Regions from separate parts of the Mus musculus genome. Here region 1 is linked to region 2. The links are chromatin contacts, found by Hi-C or POLR2A ChIA-PET in ENCODE. All regions are on one chromosome and are shown on one strand. Each heading gives the region's core, a stretch centred on a gene start or an enhancer-like site at or near the end of the contact. The rest is flanking DNA. Distances are from core to core; before and after follow the strand shown. Region 1 holds the start of Nbr1 (NBR1, autophagy cargo receptor). Region 2 holds the start of Dhx8 (DEAH (Asp-Glu-Ala-His) box polypeptide 8).

Region 1 (6,496 bases), core at 1,324-3,823, 180 kb after region 2:
CCTTGTCTCATGACAATGTCTCTCTTGACAAAATATTCATCCTTTCATTCGTAAATATTTATGAGAAAAAAAATGTAAAACCCACCATTATCACACCTAAGAAGCTGGTAATTCTTTAATCACTTATCTATTATTAAAGTCGGTTTGACTTTAATGAAGGACTTTGCTTACTGATGATCTGTGACTTTAGGGGAAAAGGTAGTTTAAGTTGTTTAACGCTACAAGTAAACTCACTGGCATTAAAAAAAAAAAGGTCACCTCTTAAAATATTCAGCACATTTTTAAATCTGCATCTAGAAAGGGCCAGATTCTGCTCCACACACAAGAGGCAAACAAGATTAAGTCCTAGACTTTTCCAATGTCACAGGAAGGGAGGCCATGGGGCGGGAAGACTCAGGGTTCCAGACACAGTTCCACCACAGACTAGTCATAGAGCTGTGAGAAACACTATCTCTGAGCTTCAACTGTTTAATCTATAAAAACAATACTATTTTGATGACCTTAACAGTGTTACCAAAGGAATTTAATAAAATTATGGCCTAGGAGATTGGGAATAAGGCCGAACCAGTCAATTATGTGCATAGCTGTGGGGTTCATTTCTAGCACCACAAAGTGTATAAATTCTTATCAACAGAAACAATTCTTTATTTCACTAAGATAGCTTCTAGTTTATTATTTACTAATTTTTGAAGGAGACATACTCTCACTCCGCAGCCCATGCTGGCCTGGCAATTGCTATAGATTTGCCTGCTTCTGCCTTCAGAGTGTTGTACTATGGATACAACTGTCATTTTAAGAGCCTGTAGGGCTGGAGAGATGGCTCAGCCTCCCCCCCCCCCCGACCCCCCCAAAGAACCCAGTTCAATTCCCAGCACCCGTGCAGCAGCTTCCAACTGTCTGTAATTCCAATTCCAGGGGAATCTAACACCCTCCTACAGACATACAAAAACACCAACGGTTTCAAAATAAATAATTGAAACAAAAGAACCTTGTATTCTTAATTCTGACTATTTTATATACTCAATTATTCATTTTTTCCCATCACTTGTCTTTATCTAGAATTGACTTCGATGCCAAGCTAATGCTAATCTCTAGCACCCACCCTGCTGACAACCAGCATGCATTTACCTGAAATGCAATTCTTCCTTCTTAGGAGCTGTAAAATTTAGGCAGACGCTGGCTCATCAACTCCCCAGCAACTCCCCAGCACGTTCAAGTTGGTTGGTTTGTTTGTTTTTTCTTTAAACCAGAAAAACAAAGTGACCAAAATGTAAAAATTGTGAAACACACTTTCCAACTTCAAGAAATACTCTTCCACTCTTTTCTGTCTGGAAGGAAACTATTCTTCCCCGTTCTGAAATTACACAAGTGGGAATTAGTTTCCATACTTTGGAGCAACCAGCTGTTCTGCCCATGGGAGAAAACAGGAAGTAGGCGGTTCTAGTTTAGCTGGCCAATATACAGGTCTTCATAAAGGGCTTACGTGTGAAAATTCTTTCAGCCAGAGCAATCATCTTGAACTTGTGAAAATATCAAAAGTACAGTTAACCACATCTATACCTGAAGGTTTACCTCCAGCAGTCAGGTAGCTGGGCCTAAGCCTGCACTTTCCTAAATGGCACTGTAAACTCATACCTATTGACTCACGTTCATGTGGCTAAGTCAGCTTTTCCTCACGTGATTATTTTTCAACCCCGACAAATAATTTTAATAAAGCCAATTTGGGAATCTGAACTTCATTTTCTATACCAGAAGCTGGCACAAGCAACCTGAGTTTTAAAATGTGTCATCTGAAAGGTGGGTGTTTGACATAACGGGAAAAACGATGCCTTTCTAATTTGGAAGGTCCTAGCTCAAGATATCTTCCTTCAATAGAGCCTTAAAAATAGGAAAGGGACAGAATGAGGAAGATGTATGTCCTTTCTTGTCGCAGACTTAATCCCAGTCTTCCAGTAATGGTTTCCCGGAACTCCATGTCCCCAGGACAGTGAGTGTCACCACCATCGAAGCCCTCTTTATGTTCTGGGGGGGATCGAGACCTTTTCTTAGCAGAAACTGGCCCTTCTAAGCCATGAACTGTCTCCCTCAGGCAGTATCCACCCCCCACTATCGATGACAACCCAAGCGACTCCCTCATCTGGTCACTGAAAAGACTGGCTGCCCCTGAACACGGAAAGTCACTCCTCTTTGCAAGATTTTCCCCTTGAACTTCCCCGAGCACTCTAAGAACGGCGTGCCCCTACTTCTAGGTAACAGTGGTAGCTTCCTTACCAGCTTTCCGCCCACGGGGGGCGCTTGCCAGTGGCCAGTGCAAGGACCGTTCGCGGCCAGCTCGCCTGCTATCCCTGCGGGGTGAATCTAACATGGCGGACAGAGACCGGGCCTAGTCCCATGTTTCCCGGAGTTTTCCACAAGATGATTGGCTCTTTCTATCTGCCCCTCAAAATAACCTCTCTACCGATTGGTCAGTGCTGCGTTGGCAAGGGAGGGACAGAAGCTCTCTGAACCGCATAACAATAACAAACACCCAGGCCGAGGGGCGGAACTAGCGCGCAGAAGTCAGCTGGTTGGATTTCCCTTTCCCAAGCCGATTGGCCACCCTCTGCTTTTCCCAGGTCACTGACATTGGCGGACTAGTTACCCGAGAATCGCGGGGCTGGACGGGAATTGTAGTCTTCCTGGAACCCACAGCTCCTTTTAGTCTATTTTCTGTGCACAAAACACGAACACAGAACGCTGCGATTCATAGCAGCTAAGACGCATAACTGCGAGGAGGTCTCCGCTGTACCGACTGGGTTCCTGTGGTACTCGTGCCTGCTTCCGGTGTGAGAAGCTCTTTTCCCGTAAGACTACACTTTCCAAGAGATGCTGTGGAGAAGGCCTTTCGTTCCGCAATGCATGCTGGAATTGGTAGTTCTTCTTACACAAGTCTCTTATTTACCGAAACTGGAGACTTCCATGGCAGGAAGGCTGAGGGAGGGATGAGACCTCGTTTTGCAACTGCTTTGGGCACTACCTTGCGCTCATATTCCGGCCTCAGGGAGCGATTCCCACCCTTTGTACAGAACTACTGTGACGTAATAAGCAGGCGTAGATGCGAAGGGGCTGCCTAAGAGAAACCTCGAAATTCTTTCTCTTCCGTCTCTTTCTAGTGACGACATACAGGAAAAAAAAAGACTAGGTAGCCAATCGCAAACCCAGAAACAGTTTCAGCACCCCCCCCCCCCAACTCGCTCCTCCCTTCCCTTCCGCTGACGTGTCTGGATCTTGTGTTCCGAAAGGCTAGCGCTAGGCGCCAAGCGGCCGGTTTCCTTGGCGACGGAGAGCGCGGGAATTTTAGATAGATTGTAATTGCGGCTGCGCGGCCGCTGCCCGTGCAGCCAGAGGATCCAGCACCTCTCTTGGGGCTTCTCCGTCCTCGGCGCTTGGAAGTACGGATCTTTTTTCTCGGAGAAAAGGTGAGACAGCCCTGAGGAACAGAAAGGGTACCCCGGAATACTCATATGAAAGGCAGGAAGCTGCTGGTGGAGACGGGTGTTTACTGATTAGGAAAGTACCTGGGGCGGAACCAAAGGGTCCCAGACGTTTTCAAACAGGACTCTTGGGAAGGGTGCAGTTTGTGCATTCCCGGGGGCAGCTGTGAGGAAGAGGGCAAAGGATCTACGAGGGGGAGTTCTGGCTGTAATCGTATCTTGAAGGTTGTATACGGATGCGGGCTAAAGGATGAGAGGAAAGGCGGGCAGAAGTGTGGCAGGGAAGAGGGGGGAAAAACGGAGTTTGTGGAGGGAAACTCCTGAAGAACTAGACCCGAGTACATTTCACAGAAGGTTCTAGAAGGGAAGTACATAAGGGAATGGCAATAGTAATGAATGCTGTTGGCAGAGAAGACGTGTTTAAAGAGAGCCTTAACAGGGAAACATCCAGAAGAGGTAGGGTGGAGACGCTTTAGCAGTTTTTAAGTGTTCCTTTTGGCGACTTTTAAAATAATATGTGTGCTTCTTTTTTGTTTGGTTGGTTAGCGTTTATGTTGGTGGTTTGGTTTGGTTTGGTTTTGGCTTTTGTGTAGCCTTGGCTGTCCTGGAACTAGCTCTATAGACCAGGCTGGCCTCGAATTCACAGAGATCCACCTGCCTCTGCCTCCTGAATGCTGGGTAGTTGATTAGTTTTGAGACAGAGTCTAGTCTCATTTATATTAGCTCTGGCTGGCTTGGAGCTGTGTATAATAGAACAGGCTGGTCTTAAACACTCCTCCACCTGCCCCTGTCTCTGGGGAGGAGGGGGTCAAAGATATCCACTACCATTCTCAGCTAGTTTTAGAGTTTGTGAGACAGGGCCTTCTGTAATTGGGTTGTGTAGCTCTAGGTGACCTTGAACTCTATCCTCCTGCCTGTACTTCCTGAATGCTGAAAGTACAGGTTGAAACAACCATATCTGATCTTTTGGCCTCCCCAAACTAGCCCAAAAAGACTGCTGAACTTCTGAGTCCAAGCCATCCTCCTCCTTCAACTTCTCCAGTCCCTGAAACTATAGGTATGACACCACTGGTTTTGATTCTAAGCAAGAAAAAGAACACCAGACTCTGGGGAAAGTTCATATATATATCACTTCTGTCCAGTCACTCCATTTTAGCTTTTTTTTTTTTCCTTGAAGAAAGGAAGTGACCCAAGGAAGGCTTTCATATCAAAGAGTAGAGAATTTAGATTGCTAGCTACAAAGAGCAACTGCTAAGAATTTTATTTATCTGTTGATTTATTGGTGTTTGTTTGTTTTGTTTTGAGACAGGGTTTTTCTATATAGCCCTGGCTGTTCTGGAACTCACTCTGTAGTCCAGGCTGTCCTGGAACTCAGAGATCTGCCTGCCTTTGACTCTCAGTGCTGTGATCAAGAATATGTGCCACCACTGCCTGGAGAAATTTTTATTTTTTAAAGATTCATTTTTCATTATCTTTAATTATGTGTATGTGTGTGCAGAGGTTCTGACCTGGATGTAGCGTTCCAGACATCTGACATGGGTGCTGGGAAGAGGCACATATTTTTAACCACTGAACCATCTCTCCAGACCCTGAGTTTTTTGTTTCTTAAGATTTATTTATTTATTTTATGTGAGTACATTGTTGCTGCCTTCAGATACACCAGAAGAGGGCATCTAAGCTCATTACAGATGGCTGTAAACCATCTTGGTTGCTGAGATTTGAACTCAGGACCTCAGGAAGAACAGTCAGTGCTCTTAACCGCTGAGTCATCTCTCCAGCCCCCGGGTTGGGTTTGTTTTTTGTTTTTGTTTTTGTTTTTTTTAATGTACTATATGTAAGTACACTGTAGTTGTCTTCAGACACCCCAGAAGAGGGCATCAGATCTCATTATGGATGGTTGTGAGCCATCATGTGGTTGCTGGGATTTGAACTCGGGACCTGTGGAAGAGTAGTCAGTGCTCTTAACCGCTGAACCATCTCTCCAGTCCGGTTTTGGAGTTTTTAAAAGAATTTTTTTTAAACAGTTCCATTCATTTTATATATGTGAGTACATTATCACTGTCTTCAGACATGCTAGAAAAGGGCATTGGATCCCATTACAGATGGTTGTGAGCCACCGTGTGGATGCTGGGAATTGAACCTTTGGAAGAGCAGTGAGTTTACTTAACTGCTGAGCCATCTTATTAGTCCCTTGTTTTTGTTTTTTAGTGAAGTTTTTTCATCAACTGTTGGTATAATTCTAAAGCACTCCAAATTTAAATTTTTCTTATTTAGAAATGACAAGCCTGGTGCAGTAGCTTAAACACCTGTACTCAGTAGGCTGAGGCAGGGCGATTGCTTCAAGTTGGAGGCTAATCTGGGCTGCATAATTATTTCCAGATGTGTGTGGGCTTCAGCGTGAGAACTCCTCCAAAAAGCATGGATGGGGGTGACTTACCTTCAGTAATTCCAGCACTAAGTGGGTGGAGGCAGGAGGATCAGAGGTTTAAGACTAGCCTTGAGTACATAAGGTACAAAGCCAGTGTGGGTTACATGACATCTTGTCTCAAAAAGGGAAAGAAAGTTGGCAAGGTAAGCTACTGTATTTAAAAGCCCTTTAATGTAGTTTAATTGCATGTGTTTTTAAATTTGTGTTAAAAGTTCACTGGAACTGGAAGAAATGGATTTATCTGCCGTCCAAATTCAAGAAGTACAAAATGTCCTTCATGCTATGCAGAAAATCTTAGAGTGTCCGATCTGGTAAGTCAACAGAAGAGTTTACTCAGCTGGAATTCTTCATGTGGTTACTGTTCATGCAAATGAGTAGCAGAGGCTTAAGATAGTAGAGAAAAACACTCTGTATTAAAAGGACTTTGTATTTTTCATCCCTGAAGAGTTTTAAAAATACAGAAAGGTGGTCTTCACTCTGCCATCCCTCCTCCCTGTCCAGGCAAAGCCTGACTTGATGTGTTCTTCCTCATGGCAGGATTCTGGCTTTTTCTCCAGGGGTGGGACAGCCTGATCTCTTAGAATGACTCTCATAA
Region 2 (6,360 bases), core at 2,979-5,478:
TCCTCTTGTCTGAGGAACTTGAGCATCAGATCTTGGTACCTGTGGGTTCTGGAACCAACCCCCTGTAAATACCAGAGTATACTGGTACCCATTTGTTTACTGCCCATTTCTCTCTCCCACTAAGCAGGCTATTAATTTCCTACTCTCCATCCAAAAATAGCATGTAATCTGCAAAAAGACAGAAAACCTTATCTGCTCTCTTTACTGTTACTTGGTTGGTACACAGCAAGTATGATCAGCCAGCTTGCCTCCATCTTGGACTTGAGAGCCATCTTACAATAAAGGCAAACTAGGTTCATTCCTATTTATGATTAAATCTGTTTCTCAAGGATTGGAGTATGTCCCACTGGCAACCTTTATTACAAATGGTTCTGTAACTGCCTGTTCCAGGAATGGCAATCATGTCTGTTTCAGAAAGTTGTTGTGACCATCTTGCAACTCTACCTTTGTTTCAAAAGGTTACTATTATAACCACCTGTTGTTATGACACCTTGTTACATTCTAACCCTGCCTATTTGCCTGCCAAATCCCCCATTTGAAAATCGCCTACCCCTGAGCTAGAAAAACTTTGTCTTCCCCATGCCCAATGCTGACTTCTTGAGCCCTACCTTAGGAAGAGGCAGCCTATATACACGAAAAAAGCTTGCTTTAATTAACTGCTTGCTTTATTTAACTTGATCATGATTTGGGTTGGTGGGTTTTCTCATCCGATCTTTGGGATTAACAAGTACTCAGTAAACTCTAAGGTTTTGTTATTTTTTTTTCCTTTCTATGCAACCCTGGTTATCCTAGAACTCAACATATAAACCAGGCTGGCCTTGGACTCACAGAGGTCCCTTGTTTCTGTCTCCTAAATGCTGGAATTAAACAAATTCACCAACATAGCTATCCTAAAATGACATCTTTTAAACATACCATTGTTTCCCCAAGTCCCCAAGCCTTTGAATATTAATCTCTGGACCCTTTCATATTCTTTTTTTTTTTTTTTTAGATTTATTCATTATATGTAGGTACACTGTAGCTGTCTTCAGACACACCAGAAGATGCATCAGATCCCAGTACAGATGGCTGTGAGCCACCATGTGGTTGTTGGGATTTGAACTCAGGACCTCTGGAAGAGCAGTCAGTGCTCTTAACCACTGAGCCATCTCTCTAGCCCCCCTTTCATACTCTTGCTCGGAAAAACATCACACAACAGACACCAAGTTAAAATCCAGACAATGGCTAGGGAGAAGAAAAGGGACAGAGGACAGGCACTTGGGCAGACACTCCCCACACGGCCCCCGTACCCGAGCTGAAGGGTTGTCCGGCTGGCAGAGGACGGGGAAGAGTTCCCTCAGCTTTTCTTTTTCGGTTTTGGGTTTAACAACCGGATCTGAGTTCATTAAGGAGCAGGGATAAGAAAGAGACAGATATATTTAATATTACTAGTGAATGCAATAACTTCAACATTAGATTTGTATCAAATGCAAAAAACAAACAACATTTTACTACATATATCACATACGTACTAGAAAATTTAGCTTGATTGTCTAAATCCATTAACTTCGAAAGCCTCACCAAGCAGTGTGCTGGTGAAGGAGGGGAGGGAGACTATCAGCCCTCATTTGAATGTCTCAGAATTCGATTAGAGCATTCTCTTGCTTAGCAACAGCTGAGAGCAAAGTGCAGTTCACAGGGATGCCACCACCCAGCCCCTTCTGGAGGCTCTGCTCAGCTGGAGCCCTCCTTACCTTTACTGGTAGAAGGCTTTGCAGGAGGCCGCATGGTCTGTATGAGACGCAGGAGGTTGCTAATAAGAGAATCCTACAAAGAAAAGAAGCACAGACATAGCACGTCAGCCTCTGGATCTGGCTCAATATTACAATAGGATATGCTGTAGGGAAGTGTGCTTATGCCCTCAATGTGTGCTGACTAGACAAGAAAGCACAGAATGTCAGCCTGGGACAGCAGGAAGCTAAGTTAGACCAGAGGTTCTCAGCCTGTGGGTCACAACCCTTTTAGGAGTCACCTAAGACCATCAAAAAACACAGATATTTACATTATGAGTCATAACAGTAGCAAAATTAGTTATGAGGAAGTAACAAAACATAAATGTATAGTTGGGAGGCACCACAACATGAGGAACTGTATTAAAAGGTTGCAGCATTAGAAGGCTGCAGACCACTGGCTTGGACGATACCCAGAGACCATTTCTTCCCATCTTTTAAAATTGTCTCCAAACCCTAGACTATTATTGCTCCTGACGTCATTTTTCATTTGTTTGTTGGTTTTTTGAGACATGATTTCTCTTGTGTAGCCCTGGCTGTCCTGGAACTCACTCTGTAGACCAAGCTGGCCTCAAACTTAGAAATCTGCCTGCCTCTGCCTCCCAAGTGCTGGGATTAAAGGTGTGGGCCACAACTGCCCGGCTTGTCCCTGACGTCCTGATTCACAGAACAAGAATGTCAACATCAGGGGCTGGAGAGATGGCTCAGGGGTTAAGAGCACCAAATGCCCTTCCAGAGGTCCCGAGTTCAATTCCCAGCAACAACACATGGTGGCTCATAACCATCTGTAATGGGATCTGATGCCCTCTTATGGTGAGTGTCTGAAGACAGCTACAGTGTACTCACATAAATAAGATAAATAAATCTTTAAAAAATGTAAGTGAAGAAAATATCTAATAAAAAATTAAAAACAAACAAACCAACAACAACAACAAAAGAATGTCAGCATCCTCAGACTTACTGCCGGAAGTCCTGCGGCATTCTCCTAGGACAGTGGGGAAGGAATCTGGCTCCCTGGCCAGCAACGCAACTTTACACATTTGATGGCTTATTTACTTGATATGCACAAATCGCTCCTTCCTACTTAAAAATCCTTTAGTGCGATCAAAATTTAAATTCAGTAGCAACACCAAAGAAACAAAAAGGAAACAAAGAATCTTCAGATATACATACTGTGAATTCTGCACCATTTTTGACCAGAGAAGCCTTAAAAGTATCAAAGGTAGTATTTTTCTCAGCAAGACTGATGACAAATTCAGCTGTTAAAAAAAAAAAAAGGAATTATAAATGGACTCAGATAATAATTAAATTATAAAAGAACTCAGGAATCCGCCTGCCTCTGCCTCTCAAGTGCTGGGATTAAAGGCGTGCGCCACCACTGCCCGGCTTTGTCGTCGTTTTTTGTGACGGGTCATACCCTGATACATACCATGCCCAAGCTACCCTCAGATTATCTACGTGTGACTTTGGAATTACTAATCATTCTGCCCTCACATCCCAAGCCTGAGATCCTAGGCGCCTGCCTGGCTGTCATTTACTTTTGAGGACATTCTGAAAAAGCCCAACACCACCCAACCCTGTACCTATCAAACGGAAGTGTTCCCCTCATGCTTCTAATTCACATACTCGGCCTCTCATTTTCACAAGGGCTCCGGCTATGCATATAATTACGATCTGGGCCCCGAGCCTTTCTTATTTTCTCTCTGGGTCCCCTAGTCACAGTTTGCCCTTAAACATCTAATGACTAGTATGTGAGAGATAAGAAGATGTAACTAATTTAAGAGCACGGCTCAAAGCACAAGCTCGAAGTAGATGCTGACTACTGCCTGACTGTGCGAAGACCAAACAAGATAATGTAGATGAAGAGCTACCCATAATATCTTGTGAGCTTCTAAAAATTACTGGCCGTAATTACAACCATCATCTTCGCGGGGGCTGCTGCTGCTGCTATTGTTAAAGCTATTTCGCCCCCCAGAACTGAAAAACAACAATCGAGCAGAAATTGCTGCCCCAGCCTTCACCGGCAGCTCACAGAAATGGTTTCTAATAGCTCGGACCGGATGGTTCTCAAGCAGAGGCCACCGCCACAGGTTCCCGGAGCCCAAGTCACGATGACACACACACAGACACAGACAGACAGACACACACACACACACCATCAACCGCTTCTCTCCTGCCTCCCTCACCCCCAAAATCAAAAGCCATCGGGACCTTCCTCCAGCTCACCCAGATCCTTGTCGTTGATGCCCAAGTGATTGTCCAGCTCCGTGCAAACCTTCGACACCAAAGACAGGTACTCAAGTTTAGCGAGTTCTTCCGCCGGGCCGGGCTCCGAGCCCATTAGGACCCCGGCGGCGGCCACGGCTACAGCCATGGCTACAACTTCCCTTTGGTCTCCTTCCGGCCGGCCAGAACGCGAAGCCACAGCTTCCACTTCCGGGTCGGCGCTCGTCTCTTTTGTTTACAGGGACGTCAAGTAAAGTTAACCGTCTTTGTAAGGATCAGCGAGATCTGGCAGGAAGTTCCCACAGACGGGCCAGACGCACTGAGTTACGCTGTTCGTTCAGTGGCGGCCTCTAGCGGGGGGGAAGACTCCACCCGCCTTTAGGTTTTTTTAAGGATCAATCTCAGCGCGCCTCTGTGATCCGTCAGCAGAGGGCGACCGTGGCCTGCGCGACTGAACAGCGCCTCGGAAAAGCAAGTTGGCTTGTCCTTGATCAGCTCAGTTCCTGACCTCATGGCAAGTGATCTCAAGTGACCTTACACCAGCAGACGCTAGATTCTGGCTGCTTATCTGTAAACTCGGATAATACGGTCTAAATGAAATAGATATGCAAAGTGGCTGAGCCACAGTAGGCACACTGAAAATATTAGTTGCTGTTATAACCCCCCCAAACTGCGAGTGGTCCAGCAAAGCTTATCTCAAGCATTCCTGTTGCCAAAACCCTCAGTCCTCTTAAAATCTGCTTCTCTAAATGTCAGCTGTGTTGTGAACCTGAGGTCATAAATTCAGGTGTCCCAACTTTTACTTTTCCCTTTGGCAGAACCTTGCAATGAAGATGAAGGGTTTCCCATGTCTTAGTATTCTGTGTAAAAAACAAGAAAATACTTCCTCTAAGGTGAGTAGCCCTCCCATCAGTCAAAAGACAGAAAATGAGCCCCCTCTGCTACTGTTGGCTGACTCTGTTGCACTACTGTGTCTTTGAATTATTGGGAACACTTCAGTGATAACGAGTTGCAGGGAAGCTGGGCAGGCTGGTGCTCTCCTTTAATTGAAGCACTCGGAGGGCAGAAACAAGCTGTTCTCTGAGACTGAAGTCAGCCAAAGTTACACAGTGAGAACCTCTCTCAAAATTGCAGGCAAAGGACTATCACAGTAGTTCCGTGTTTCCAGGTTCCCAAGGATTTAGTACATTGCCATCTGAGTTCCTGATGCCCTTCCCTTCCTTATAACTTACTTGTTTTTATTTCCTATACATGGTTTTGCCTGCATTCATGTCTGTGTAAGGATGTCAGATCCCCTGGAACTGGAGTAACAGATAGTTGTGAGCTTCGGTGTGAGTGCTGGAAATTGAACCCAGATCCTCTGGAAGAGTGACCAGTGCTCAGAACCATGAGCCATTTCTCCAGGACTCACTCCTTCCTTCCTTCCTTCCTTCCTTCCTTCCTTCCTTCCTTCCTTCCTTCCTTTCTCCGTGAACAGAATGAGAAAGTCTGCCCTTGATGCTGCTTGCTTATCTGCCAGTATGGAGTTAGGTTTCAGGAGTTAATTCCACTTGACCCTTCTTTCTCTACATCTCCTTGCTACTAAAACTTCATATTTCTATCCAGCTGCACTTTTAACACTTAACAAGAAGAAAGGACAAAGAGATTGGGAGCTGTTTTTTAAAGCTCTATCAGAAAAGACTCTAAATTGGACATGGCTGCACTCGATTTTAATCCCAGTACTTGGGAGCTAGAGGCAGGCAGATCTCTGTGAGTCCTAGGCTAACCTGGTCAACATAGTGAGTTCTGGGACAGCTAAAGCTAAATGAAAAGACTAATATCCCAGGTGTAAATCATGCCTGGTAAATCCCAGCACTTCTCAGGAGACAGAAAGTCAGCCTTAGTAACTACATGGTGAGTTTGAGGCCAGCCTGAGCTACCTAGCAAGAAAGACCCTATTAACAACCACACAAAAACGCTATAGAATCATAACATGTAGTCATGGTAACAACTTTCAGAATTGTTTGAGAATTGCTGTGTGTATGTCTCAAGAGTAAACATGAACAGGACACTGTAGCCACCCGCGGCCACACGAACTGGGGGAGGCTTACAGGACAGTGTGTTACATTTTATCTTCTTTTGAGTACTGGGGTTGTAGCTTGTTTGGTAGAGTGCTTGGTTAGCATGCAGGGAGCACTGGGTTCAAACCCCCCCCCCAAACTATGTAAAAAGCAGATAAGGAAGAGCTGAAGAGATGCCTCAGTGATTTGGGGGTGCTGACTGCTCTTCCAGAGGACCTGGGTTCAATTTTCAGCACCCACATGACAGCTCACAACTGTAACTTCAGTTCCAGGAGATCTGACACCCTTTCTGGACTCCATAGGCA

What was found. Hi-C counts contacts between places; a loop is a spot of excess contacts on that map. ChIA-PET counts read pairs that join two places held with the same protein, here RNA polymerase II (POLR2A).
Region 1: POLR2A ChIA-PET joins it to region 2 with 16 read pairs in embryonic stem cell. The contact joins the promoter of Nbr1 here to the promoter of Dhx8 in region 2. A Hi-C loop is called at or near these places in 1 of 37 maps with a recorded cell type or tissue (v-Abl transformed pro-B cells). POLR2A ChIA-PET finds 5 or more read pairs at or near these places in 3 of 5 experiments (Patski and embryonic stem cell).

What each region holds. Positions count from the first base shown.
Region 1 is chr11:101,548,731-101,555,226 of GRCm38, reverse strand. It overlaps Nbr1 (NBR1, autophagy cargo receptor), which reads right to left and starts at 2,573. Exons shown (of 24, transcript NM_008676.3): 1 at 2,272-2,573; 2 at 1,129-1,239. Brca1 (breast cancer 1, early onset) reads left to right here and starts at 3,272. Exons shown (of 23, transcript NM_009764.3): 1 at 3,272-3,458; 2 at 6,114-6,212. The coding sequence starts at 6,133.
Region 2 is chr11:101,730,824-101,737,183 of GRCm38, reverse strand. It overlaps Dhx8 (DEAH (Asp-Glu-Ala-His) box polypeptide 8), which reads right to left and starts at 4,228. Exons shown (of 23, transcript NM_144831.2): 1 at 3,996-4,228; 2 at 2,943-3,028; 3 at 1,734-1,806; 4 at 1,290-1,375. The coding sequence starts at 4,143.